2 separate regions of the Homo sapiens genome follow, and region 1 is linked to region 2. Evidence: read pairs that join two places in POLR2A ChIA-PET (ENCODE). Cell type or tissue: OCI-LY7. All regions are shown on one strand. Links, peaks and the distances in the headings refer to the core of each region. The heading gives the core; the rest is flanking DNA.

Evidence for each region. Peaks named below come from ENCODE experiments on the same cell type or tissue, not always from the same donor. Only the 100,000 strongest peaks of a DNase experiment are listed, where the experiment ranks them.
Region 1: POLR2A ChIA-PET joins it to region 2 with 30 read pairs; 1 of 35 experiments calls an interaction of 5 or more read pairs at or near these places.

Annotation. Positions count from the first base shown.
Region 1 is chr16:23,517,680-23,520,179 of GRCh38, reverse strand. It overlaps a transcript of GGA2 not described here. Among named protein-coding and RNA genes, the nearest start is that of GGA2, 8.4 kb to the right of the region's middle. In OCI-LY7, for the core only: no CTCF peak of the experiment used is centred there; DNase peaks (open chromatin) are centred at 709 and 1,469; H3K4me3 peaks cover 1,970 bases; H3K27ac peaks cover 2,500 bases.
Region 2 is chr16:23,022,428-23,030,427 of GRCh38, reverse strand. LOC112268176 (a long non-coding RNA gene) reads right to left here. Exons shown (of 2, transcript XR_002957913.2): 2 at 6,065-7,465. Among named protein-coding and RNA genes, the nearest start is that of USP31, 120 kb to the left of the region's middle. In OCI-LY7, for the core only: no CTCF peak of the experiment used is centred there; a DNase peak (open chromatin) is centred at 3,457.

The sequences.
Region 1 (2,500 bases), core at 1-2,500, 490 kb before region 2:
CCGGGTTCAAGTGGTTTTCCTGCCTCAGCCTCCCAAGTAGCTGGGATTACAGGCATGTGCCATGTGCCGCCATAGCCAGCTAATTTTGTATTTTTAGTAGAGACGGGGTTTCTCCATGTGGATCAGGCTGGTCTCAAACTGCCGACCTCAGGTGATCCGCCTGCCTCGGCCTCCCAAAGGGCTGGGATTACAGGCATGAGCCACCACGCCTGGCAACATATATGAAGTTCTTAGAACATTACATGGCATTTAATAAATGTTAGGTAACTATCACCATTATTTTCATCCTTAGAAACAGTGATCTTGGTGGCAATGCATAGAAACACACTCAGACTAACTGAAACCATGAAAGGAATTTATTGGAAGAATTAGGACTCTCACAGATCTAAAGGGCAGGACTTCCAACTGGACCTCACAAAAGAATGGAATCTGTACCTAGAAACCTGTTGGGACCAAAGGCAGCCACTCGGCCCTCTGAGATGGCACAGTTTCTAACATTCACCCCTCTGTGTGTCTGCTCCCCTTGTTTTCCCTCTGCAGGCTGCCTTTCTCTTTATCTCTGCAGTTGGCCAACAGCTGCCCTAGCCCTGAAGGTAAATCATCTCTCTTCTCCTACATCACCAATTAAATAACCAATATTCCACATACAAACTCGCAGGGGAGAATCTGATTGGCCTAGCCTGGGTCAGGTGTCTACCCCTGGTCCAATCAGCTGTGGTCAATGGGAGTCATATTCTATGATCATGGCTGCAGGTGGCTCACTTTAGTGTGTGGGAAACCAGTTCCTTCCCCTGAGCGTGTTCTTTTTCGGTGTTGTTTAGAGAGTATCTTTTCCAGGGCTGGGCACGGCGGCTCATGCATGTAATCCCAGCACATTGGGAGGCCAAGGCCAGTGGATCACTTGAGCCTAGGAGTTCGAGACCAACCTAGAAAACATGGTGAAACCCTGTTTCTACAAAAAATGCAAAGATTAGTGGTGTGTAGTGATGCACACCTGTAATCCCAGCTACTGGCGTGGCTGAGGTGGGAGGATCACCTGAGCCCAGGGAGGTGGAGGCTGCAGTGAGCCAGGATAGTGCCACTGTACTCCAGCCAGGGTGACAGAGCAAGACTGTCTCAAAAAAAAAAAAAAAAAAAAGACAGTATCCGTTCTAGAAAATTACATTTTTATAGCCAAATTTGGAATCCCATTCATACTGCCTTTATCCTACTTTATTTTTGCCTTCATAGTACTTTTTACTATATGAAATTATATATTTGTACATATTTACTCTCTTACTCAAAAGAATATGAGATTATGGCAGGAAGTCTGTCTTTTTGTATAACCATAGCACCTGGCACGTTGCCAGATACATAGTAAGGGTCAAGATCTCATGATGAAAAAGTGTTTGAGGACTATGTTAGTAAGATCAGTTTCTTCAGAAATGGCACTCATCAGCTGGTCTAACTGCCAGACTCTTAACAGTTACCAGTATCACTTCCATTTAAGCGGGGAAGTCTTTCCTCTTTTGCAAGATTTGCCAGTATAATTAGCAGTCCAGTCTGTTGCTTGTAATTTGCATTGAATCCAGCTGTCTGGGAGAAACTACCTTTGACAAAGCTTGGAAGTGAAGGCTGGGGACAGATGACTGACATGTGTTTAGTGGGGACTAAAATTAGAAGTTGTTGGCTGGGTGTGGTGGCTTACTCCTGTAGTCCCAGCACTTTGGGAGGCCAATGGGGGAGGATTGCTTGAGCACAGGCGTTTAAGACCAGCCTGGGCAACATGGTGAAACCCCCCCATCTTTACAAAAAAATACAGAAATTAGCTGAGCATTGTGGTGAGCACTTGTGGTCCCAGCTACTTGAGAGGCTGAGGTGGGAGGATAGCTGGAGCCCAGGAAGTCGAGGCAGCAGTGAGCTGTGTCTGTGTCACTGTACTCCATCCCTGGTGACAGAGTGAGATTCTGTCTCAAAAAATATAAATGTCAGCCAGGCGTGGTGGCTCATGCCTGTAATCCTAGCACTTTGGGAGGTGAAGTCAGGTGGATCATGAGGTCAGGAGTTTGGGACCAGCCTGACCAACATGGTGAAATGCCGTCTCTACTAAAAATACAAAAATTAGCCAGGCATGGTGGTGCGCACCTGTAATCCCAGCTACTTAGGAGGCTGAGGCAGGAGAATCGCTTGAATCCGGGAGGCAGAGGTTGCAGTGAGCCGAGATCACAACACTGCACTCCAGCCTGGGTGACAGACTCCATCTCAAAAAATAAAAATAAATAAGTAAATAAATAAATAAATAGGCCAGGCGCGGTGGCTCATGCCTGTAATCCCAGCATTTTGGGAGGCCGAGGCAGGCAGATCACGAGGTTAGGAAATCGAGACCATCCTGGCTAACACAGTGAAACCCTGTCTCTACTAAAAACACAAAAAATTAGCTAGGTGTGGTGGCATGCACCTCAGGGGTTCTGAGGGATGAGTAGGAGTTTCCCAGGTAGATGGGTGTTGGAAGGCTATTCCA
Region 2 (8,000 bases), core at 2,089-4,588:
CCATTCTCTGTGCAGCTCACTGCTGCAGAATTTTTTTTTTATTCAAATGAGTTTAAATCATCTCAGAATATATTAGATTACTCTCTCCCTTGGGTTGGATATTTGTAGCGAAGGAAGTAAACTGAACATTTAGCAGTCATCTTTTCTTTTTCTCTTAATTGAGCAGAGGCCGGCTGCCAGGAGGATTGGTATTCTGCACAAAGACCTCCCTGAGATAGGCAGCTGGGCTCCTGATGGTCTGTAAACACACATGGCCAAGCCAGGGCAAAGATGCTTCAGCATCTGGATCCTGAACCTCGGCTTGTGCATATAGCTGTGCTGGAGGCTCACCTGAATCCTTGATGCCAGCTCCCTTCTTAACAGGCAGCCCATCTGCCTCCTGTAGTGATTCCCAGTGACCTCATGCCAGAATTGAGGCAACTTCCTATTCTGCAAATGATTTATTATTCATAATGAGCAAAAGATTCCGCTCTTCAAATGACCTGTCAGGGTGAGCCTGGCCTGGCACTGCAGTCCTCAGAAGGGAAACATTTCCTTTGTGTTCCGAGGGATAGGAGAGGTCAGAGGGGCTACGATACATGGGGCTAATATAGGTCAGGGCTTGCTGCTTTGTGTGAATTTGCAAAAATGTGCTCCTTCTGGGTAGACACATTCCCACAGCTGTTCAGTTTGGCATTGAAAGGGCTCCTTCTAGAAAGAAAACATACCTCTTTCTCCAGGCACATTCAGCGTTGTGCCAGGGAGCCTTCTTTGGTGAGGAGAGACTGGACTATATTTTATCCTCCAGTGGAGACCTTGGCTAAGCTCTTTTGTGCAGAGCCCTGAAGCAGAGGCCACTTGTTCTCTTGTGGCAATTGGGTGAGCCACTCCAGGTGCTCATTCTCCTATCCTTGAGAGAAAGAATGACCTGCCCTCTTCGTCATCTCTTCCTTGTGTCTGCTTCATGTCCTAACCATTCTGCTAAGATGTAGGTATTATTGGTCCCATCTTAGATATGAGAAAACTAAGGACTGTGAAGAGCTGTTTTCCAAGGTTAGACAGCTTGTAAGTGATGAGACTGGGATGATTAGAGATCAAGTCTGTCCTCCCAAAGCCCATGGTCCTTCAACTGCATTTCCCTGCAAAAGTCATGAGATGGATCCTAATTGTGTGCAGATTGTGATTTTGTGGATACTGCGGTACTGCCTCTCTTCCCCTTCCTCAACACTGTGATAATACCTTTAGTGTAAATCTAGCTACCAACTCTTTGCCAGGCTCTGTGATCAACACTGGGCTAAAGAGGTAAATGAGCAAAAGGAGCTTCTTGTCTAGTTGGGAGAGATTCACAAGTCACGTCACCCAACTCCTCTGTGTCTCCATTTTTGTTTCTCCATGAGAGATGCCTGGAGAAGAAGGAGACCTGGGCAGGGCATCAGGGATTTGGGAACCTCCCCTCAGGCTGGCTGCTGATTTTCTGTGTGACACTCTGAGCAAGTCACCCACCTAGGTGACCAACTCATTGTGATTTGCTTTGGACTTTCTCAGTTTTAGCACTGAAGGTCCCATGTCCGTAGAAACACCTCCATCTTGGGCAAATCACTATGGTTGGTCACCCCACACTTGACCCCGCACTGGCTCCTTCATAAGACTGTATTTTGCAGAAAAGAGGGGACTAGCATGTTTTTTTCTTTTTTTAAAAAAGTTATACAAGTCATATTATTGATTGCTGAAAATAGAGACAACCAAAAAAGTACTATGCTAAAATGGCTAATAAATATAGGAAAATATGCTCAATTTCACTCTTAAAGAAGTGCAAATCAAAACAAGATATAATTTTCACCTCTCAAATTGGAACAGAAAGTGAAAACATCTGATATACTTAATTGAAGCTGGAAAGGCTGTGGGGACATGTACCCCTTCATTCTCTGTGGTGGGAATGCAAATTGGTGCAACCTTTTAGGAAGTCCATCTGGCACATCTATGAACATTTAAGTAGGTACATCATTTGTCCTAGTAAATCATTTTAAAGAATGTGTCATGTAGAAATACTTGCGTGGGTCCATGAAGGTGTACCTGATAGAATGTTCAATACAGACTTTTTGCTGTTGTAAGAAAAAAAAAATGGAACTAATCCAGGCATCCACCAACTGAGGTGAACAATAGAACAATTCCATATGGTGTGCATTGAAATCACCTGAAGGTCTTGTTCAAACAGATTGCTGGTCCTCATCTCTGGAGTTTCTGTTTTAGTAGGTCTGGGATGGAGCCCAAGATTGGAGACTATTATTCTAAGTGAAATAACTCAAGAATGGAAAACCAAACATCATGTGTTCTCACTCATAAGTCGGGGCTAAGCTATGAGGATGCAAAGGCAAAGAATGAGACAATGGACTTTGGGGACTCAAGGGGGAAAGGGTAGGAAGGGGGTGAGGGATAAAAGACTACAAATCAGTGCAGTATATACTGCTTGGGTGATGAGTGCACCAAAATCTCATAAACCACCACTAAAGAACCTACTCATGTAACCAAACACCACCTTTTCCCCAATAACCCAGGGAAACAAAAAAAATTTTTTAAAAGAATTTGCATTTCTAAAAACCTCCCAGGTGATGCTGCAAATCCCAGGACCACACTTTGAAAACCACGGATATGGAGACAAATGAGAAAACTTCCTTCAAATGTGACCTAGTCCAGACCTGGGAGCAGTACTGTCAGACACAGAGAGACCTGGGCAGAAGTCCAGGAGGGAGATGGGGGTTGGGGAAGGGGGCCCTCTGATTTCTCCTTTGCTGGCTTGGAGTCCTCACCTGATCACTCAGCATATGGGGCAAAGTGGGGCTGGATTCCTCAAAAAACATGAGTACCAGGGACTCCTGCCAAGGGGGTCCCAGTGGTAGGCAGAGGGAGAAAGTAGCCTATGGCTTGGCCCTCGCAAACAAAGGCCCAGGGCTGAGAGTAGGAGAGAGGGCCAGCTGGGTGACTTCTGCCAGCTGTTTGTTGGTGTCTCTGCTCCTCCCTGGGAGGCTGGCATTCTGCTTTCAAGGACAACATCAGATGCTCAGGGAATAGAGGAGCAGGTGTTCCCAGGAACCAAACCTTGAAGATGAACTAACAGGTGTTGATTACTGTCTGGCAGAGGTGTGTTATGTGTGGGTATTGTTTTCTGCCTTCTTCCCTCTTCAATCCCACTAACACCATCACCTCCTCCTCAGCTAGGGCTTCTCTTGAGCTCTCCCCACATGCATCTTGTGACAGAGTGAGACTCTGTCTTAAAAAAAAAGAAAAAAGAAAAAAAGAAAAAAAGAAAAAAGAAAGTAAATTTCCCATACTGCTGAAAGTCAGAGATTAAGACTGCAACCTAACACCAAATCAACTGTACGGCTCACAGGATGTCTGAGCCATGAGCTGACAGGAAGGGGCCACAAGATGAGGGTCCATGAATGGAACTCTGGTACCTTGGCTGGCAGCATCTCTGCTGTCCACGGTGCTGAATCTAACCAACCATTTGCCCTTAGGAGAGGGCCAGGGAAAAGAAGTTCACATGAAGGAAAAGAAAACCAACTGCCTTGGAACGTATGCCACCATTAGGAAAGCATACAGTACATCAAGGTCTAGTCAAACTGTAGCTGTTTGAGGTCACTTAGTTGGACTTGGGACCCACTGACGGTTATTTCCTTGGAGAAAGGAAATAATGTCACTCGCCTGGTGGGGCGTCGTGCTTGACACCTTAGCTGTATTATTTATCTTAATCTCTAAAATAATCAACAGGGAAAGGTATTATTGTCCTCATTTTACCAATGAGGAAATAGAGGCACAGAGAAATTCCTCATATTAAGTGATGAAGTGAGGGCTCAAACACAGAGATCCAACTCCCAAAGCTAGAACTGGTGTCATTTAGACTCACATGCCCCAAGGCTAACGCTGATGGCTCTTTGTTTAGGCAGCTACCCTGACATTTGGGCAGGTCACCAGATTGCATGTTTTCTCCCTGGGACATTTCAAATTTCAAATCTCTGGGACTCTGAAACCATTTCAAAAGCCTTTATTGTCCTAACACACACACACACACACACACACACACACACACACACACACACACCATGCCCACACAAATGAATAAGCTTCATTTGCTTTTCCACTTATGGGAATGGGATGTGAATATAAGCAAGACATTCAAATTAAAATTGACTGTTTTATTTTAATTGACCTTTGATTCCCACCTCACTGTCTCCCTCCCGTCCCCACTCTGGCCTCCTCCATCCCTTGCTGTGCTCTGTGATTCATAAAGGCCTGAGGCTCAGCAGCTGTAATTGGTTTGTAACTTCCTGGAATGTCAAAGCCAAGATGGAAATTTTACGTATCACTCCACCAATTCTGTCCTGGATTTAATAATAACTTGGCAGAAGGAAAGGCAGATTTACAGCGGGAGAGAAATGTAATCAAATTTGGAGGTGAAATGCAATAAGTACAAATGCTAGTTTTCATTTGGAAGCTTCTTAGATAAATGTAATCTCACCCAGCTCTCAGACCCAATCCTTTGTTTCTTCTCCTGGAGCAGTGGAGAGCTCTGGTGGGGTAAAAAAAAAATCCTTGAAGGGAGAGTTTGTATCTGGGATTTCCTATCCTGGCCCCAGCAAGTGACCCTGGTGCACTGGGAGATGATGGTGGGAGAGGTATGAAGTGTCAGTTGGAAGGACAAGGCTTAATTGGGGGCCTCCGATATGCTGAGTTCTGGAGGGAAAAACAGAATTAAGCACTTATTAGGCACAGTTTTAAGTGCCTTTCATATCTTATCTATTTCAGTTTCATGACAACCCTGTAAAGTAAGTAATATTATTCTTCCCATTTAATAGAGACATAAAATGAGGTTTAGGGAGAGGGTTCTCAGTGATAGAATGGAGTTCTGTTTGACTTTGGAGTCTATACTATTAACCCCTCTCTTGCAGGAATACGAAAAATTAATGTTTCTTTCTTTTCTTCTTTCTTTCTTTCTTTCTTTCTTTCTTTCTTTCCTTTTTTTTTTTTTTTTTTTTTGAGACAGAGTCTCACTCTGTCACCTAGGCTGGAGTGCAGTGGCGCGATCTCGGCTTACTGCAACATTTGCCTCCCGGGTTCAAGCGAGTATCCTGCCTCAGCCTCCCAAGTAGCTGGAATTACAGGCGTGAGACATCATGCCTGGCTAATTTTTGTATTTTTAGCAGAGACGAAGTTTCGCCGTGTTGGCCAGGCTGGTCTCGAATTCCTGACTTCAAGTGATCCACCCGTCTTGGCTTCCCAAAGTGCTGAGATTACAGGCATGAGCCACCGTGCCTGGCCTTTTTTTTTTTTTTTCTTTCTTTTTTGAGAGACGGGGCCTTGCTCTTGCCACCCCGGGCTGGAGTGCAGTGGTGCAATCATAGCTCACTACAGCCTCAACCTCCTAGGCTCAAGCAATCCTCCCGCCTCAGCCTTCCAAGTAGCTGGGACTACAGGCATGTGCCACCATGCCTGGCTAATTTTTTAAATTTTTTGTAGAGTCGGGGTCTCACTATGATACTCAGGCTGGTCTGAAACTCCTGGACTCAAGTGATTCTCCTGCTTCAACCTCCCAGAGTTCTGGGATTACAGGCATGAGCCACCATACCCTAATGTTTCTTGAATACTCATTTGCTAGGTGCTTAGGAGAACTTTCACAACATCTCTGGATGGTAGGTATTGTCCTATTGTTCTATCCATTTATCAGGTGAGAAAACATTCTCAAGCTTTACCTCCTTACAAAAGTGGGCGAGAGCCACGTGAAAAGATGTTCAACATTATTAGCTACTGGGAAATGCAAGTTAAACTACAATGAGATATCATTACACATCTATTGGCACAGTAAAAATAAAAAAATAGAGATAATGCCAAATGCTGGTGAGGATGTGGAGGACTGGGATCAATCAATCATTGCTGGTGGCAATGTAAAATATAACAGCCATTCTGAAAAAGATATGGCAGTTTCTTACGAAATTAAATATATGTTTGCCATAACGACCCAGCAATTATACTTTTGGGCATTTGTCCCAGAGAAATGAAAACTTACATTCACACGAAAGCCTGTACATGAACGTTCATAGCAGCTTTATTCATAACAGCCAATAATTGGAAACAATCCAAATGTCCTTCAAAAAGCAAACAGTTAAACAGTGGAACATCCATACTATGAATTACTAGTCAGCAATAAAAAGGAACAAGCTATTGATACATGCAACCATTTGGATGGATCTCAAGGGAATTATGCTGAGTGAAAGAAAAAGCCAGGCCTGAAAGGTTACCTACTGTATGATTCCATTTCTATAGCATTCTTGAAATTACAAAATTATAAATGAAGACCAGATTAATGATCGCTGCAGATCAGAGAGTAGGGGAGGGAGGCAGGTAGATGTTGCAATAAAAGGACAGCACAACAGACCTCTTGGTGGTAGATCTTGACTGTGGCGGTGGCCACACAAATCTGTGCACATGATGAAACTACATAGAACTAAACACACAAACAAGCTCACATGAGTGCATGTAAAGCTGGCAAAATCTAAGATTGGTGGATGGTATCAATGTCAATTTCCTGGTTGTGATATTGTACTACATGTATGCAAGATGTTACTATGGGGAAAGTTGAGTAAAGTGCTCTGTGATCTCTATTATTACTTTTTCTTTCTTTCATTCTTTGACAGAGTCTCACTCTGTTGCCCAGTCCGGAGTGCAGTGGTGCGATCTCGGCTCACTGTAACCTCCGCTTCCCATGTTCAAGCAATTCTTCTGCCTCAGCCACTTGAGTAGCTGGGATTACAGGTGCATGCCAACACTCCCAGCTAATTTTTGTATTTTTAGTAGAGATGGGGTTTCGCCACATTGGCCAGGCTAGTCTCGAACTCCTGACCTCAAGTGATCCACCTGCCTCGACCTCCCAAAGTGCCTGGATTACAGGCATGAGCCACTGTGCCTGGTCTGTGATCTCTAGCATTTCTTAAAACTGCATGTGAATCAACAATTGTCTTAAAATAAAAATGTGTGTGTGTGTGTGTGTGTGTGTATGTGTGTGTGTGTGTTTTGGAATGTCAGTGAGGGAAGTGGATGGAGAGGATGCAGAGGGGAAAAGGTAAGGACTTGCCCAAGTTCACACTGGGTGATGGAGCTACATACTCAGGCTCATAACCTCTGCTTTGAGCCACCACCCCATCTGACAGAAAACTGTTATGACCTTCACTTCTGGAATTTCCCCTTCCTCTTTCCAAACAAGCCAAGATTACAAGGCCCATGCTCTTACTCACACCCAGGGTAGGGTGTGTGAGTTCTGTACCCATCAGTACCACAGATAGGAGGGGTCCAAGAAGGCTGGGAGCCACATCAGGTCTGAGTCCTTTTAGAGGAATTAACATAGACATTGAGAGACAGATGCTGTAGCTCTGAAAGGACCATTGAAACTGAATTTTCCAAGTGCCATTTTCCCCACCACGTAGAAGTAGTGTGCCTGAGAATAAATTAAACACAGAAAATCAGAGGCCGCAGATGGAGGAAGAGAGGCAGAAATCTGATGATGAAACATGAGCATCGACATCTCCTTGTCTGGGTCTTTTTTCTATATCACCTACCTGTATTTATATCCAAAGCATCCACTTCTGGACTTCTTAGGTATATCTCTGCCTCCTGGGTTCAAGCGATTCTCTTGAATCGCTTGGTATTTCCCAGCCTTCTGACTAGCTGGGACTACAGGTGCATGCCACCACATCTGGCTAACTTTTGTATTTTTAGTAGAGTTGGGATTCACCATGTTGGCCAGGGTTGTCTTGAACTCCTGACCTCAGGTGATCCACTTGCCTTGGCCTCTCAAAGTGCTGGGATTACAAGCTTGAGCCACCACGCCTGGCCCACCTTGCTTGCTATTATGCCTCCTAGCACTCTGCCCACCAGTCCAAGCTCTGCTCAACAACGGGAGTCATTAGTGAATCTATGACCCTGGAATGCCAAGACCTGGCCAGCTCCCCAGATATTTGAGGATTCCAATC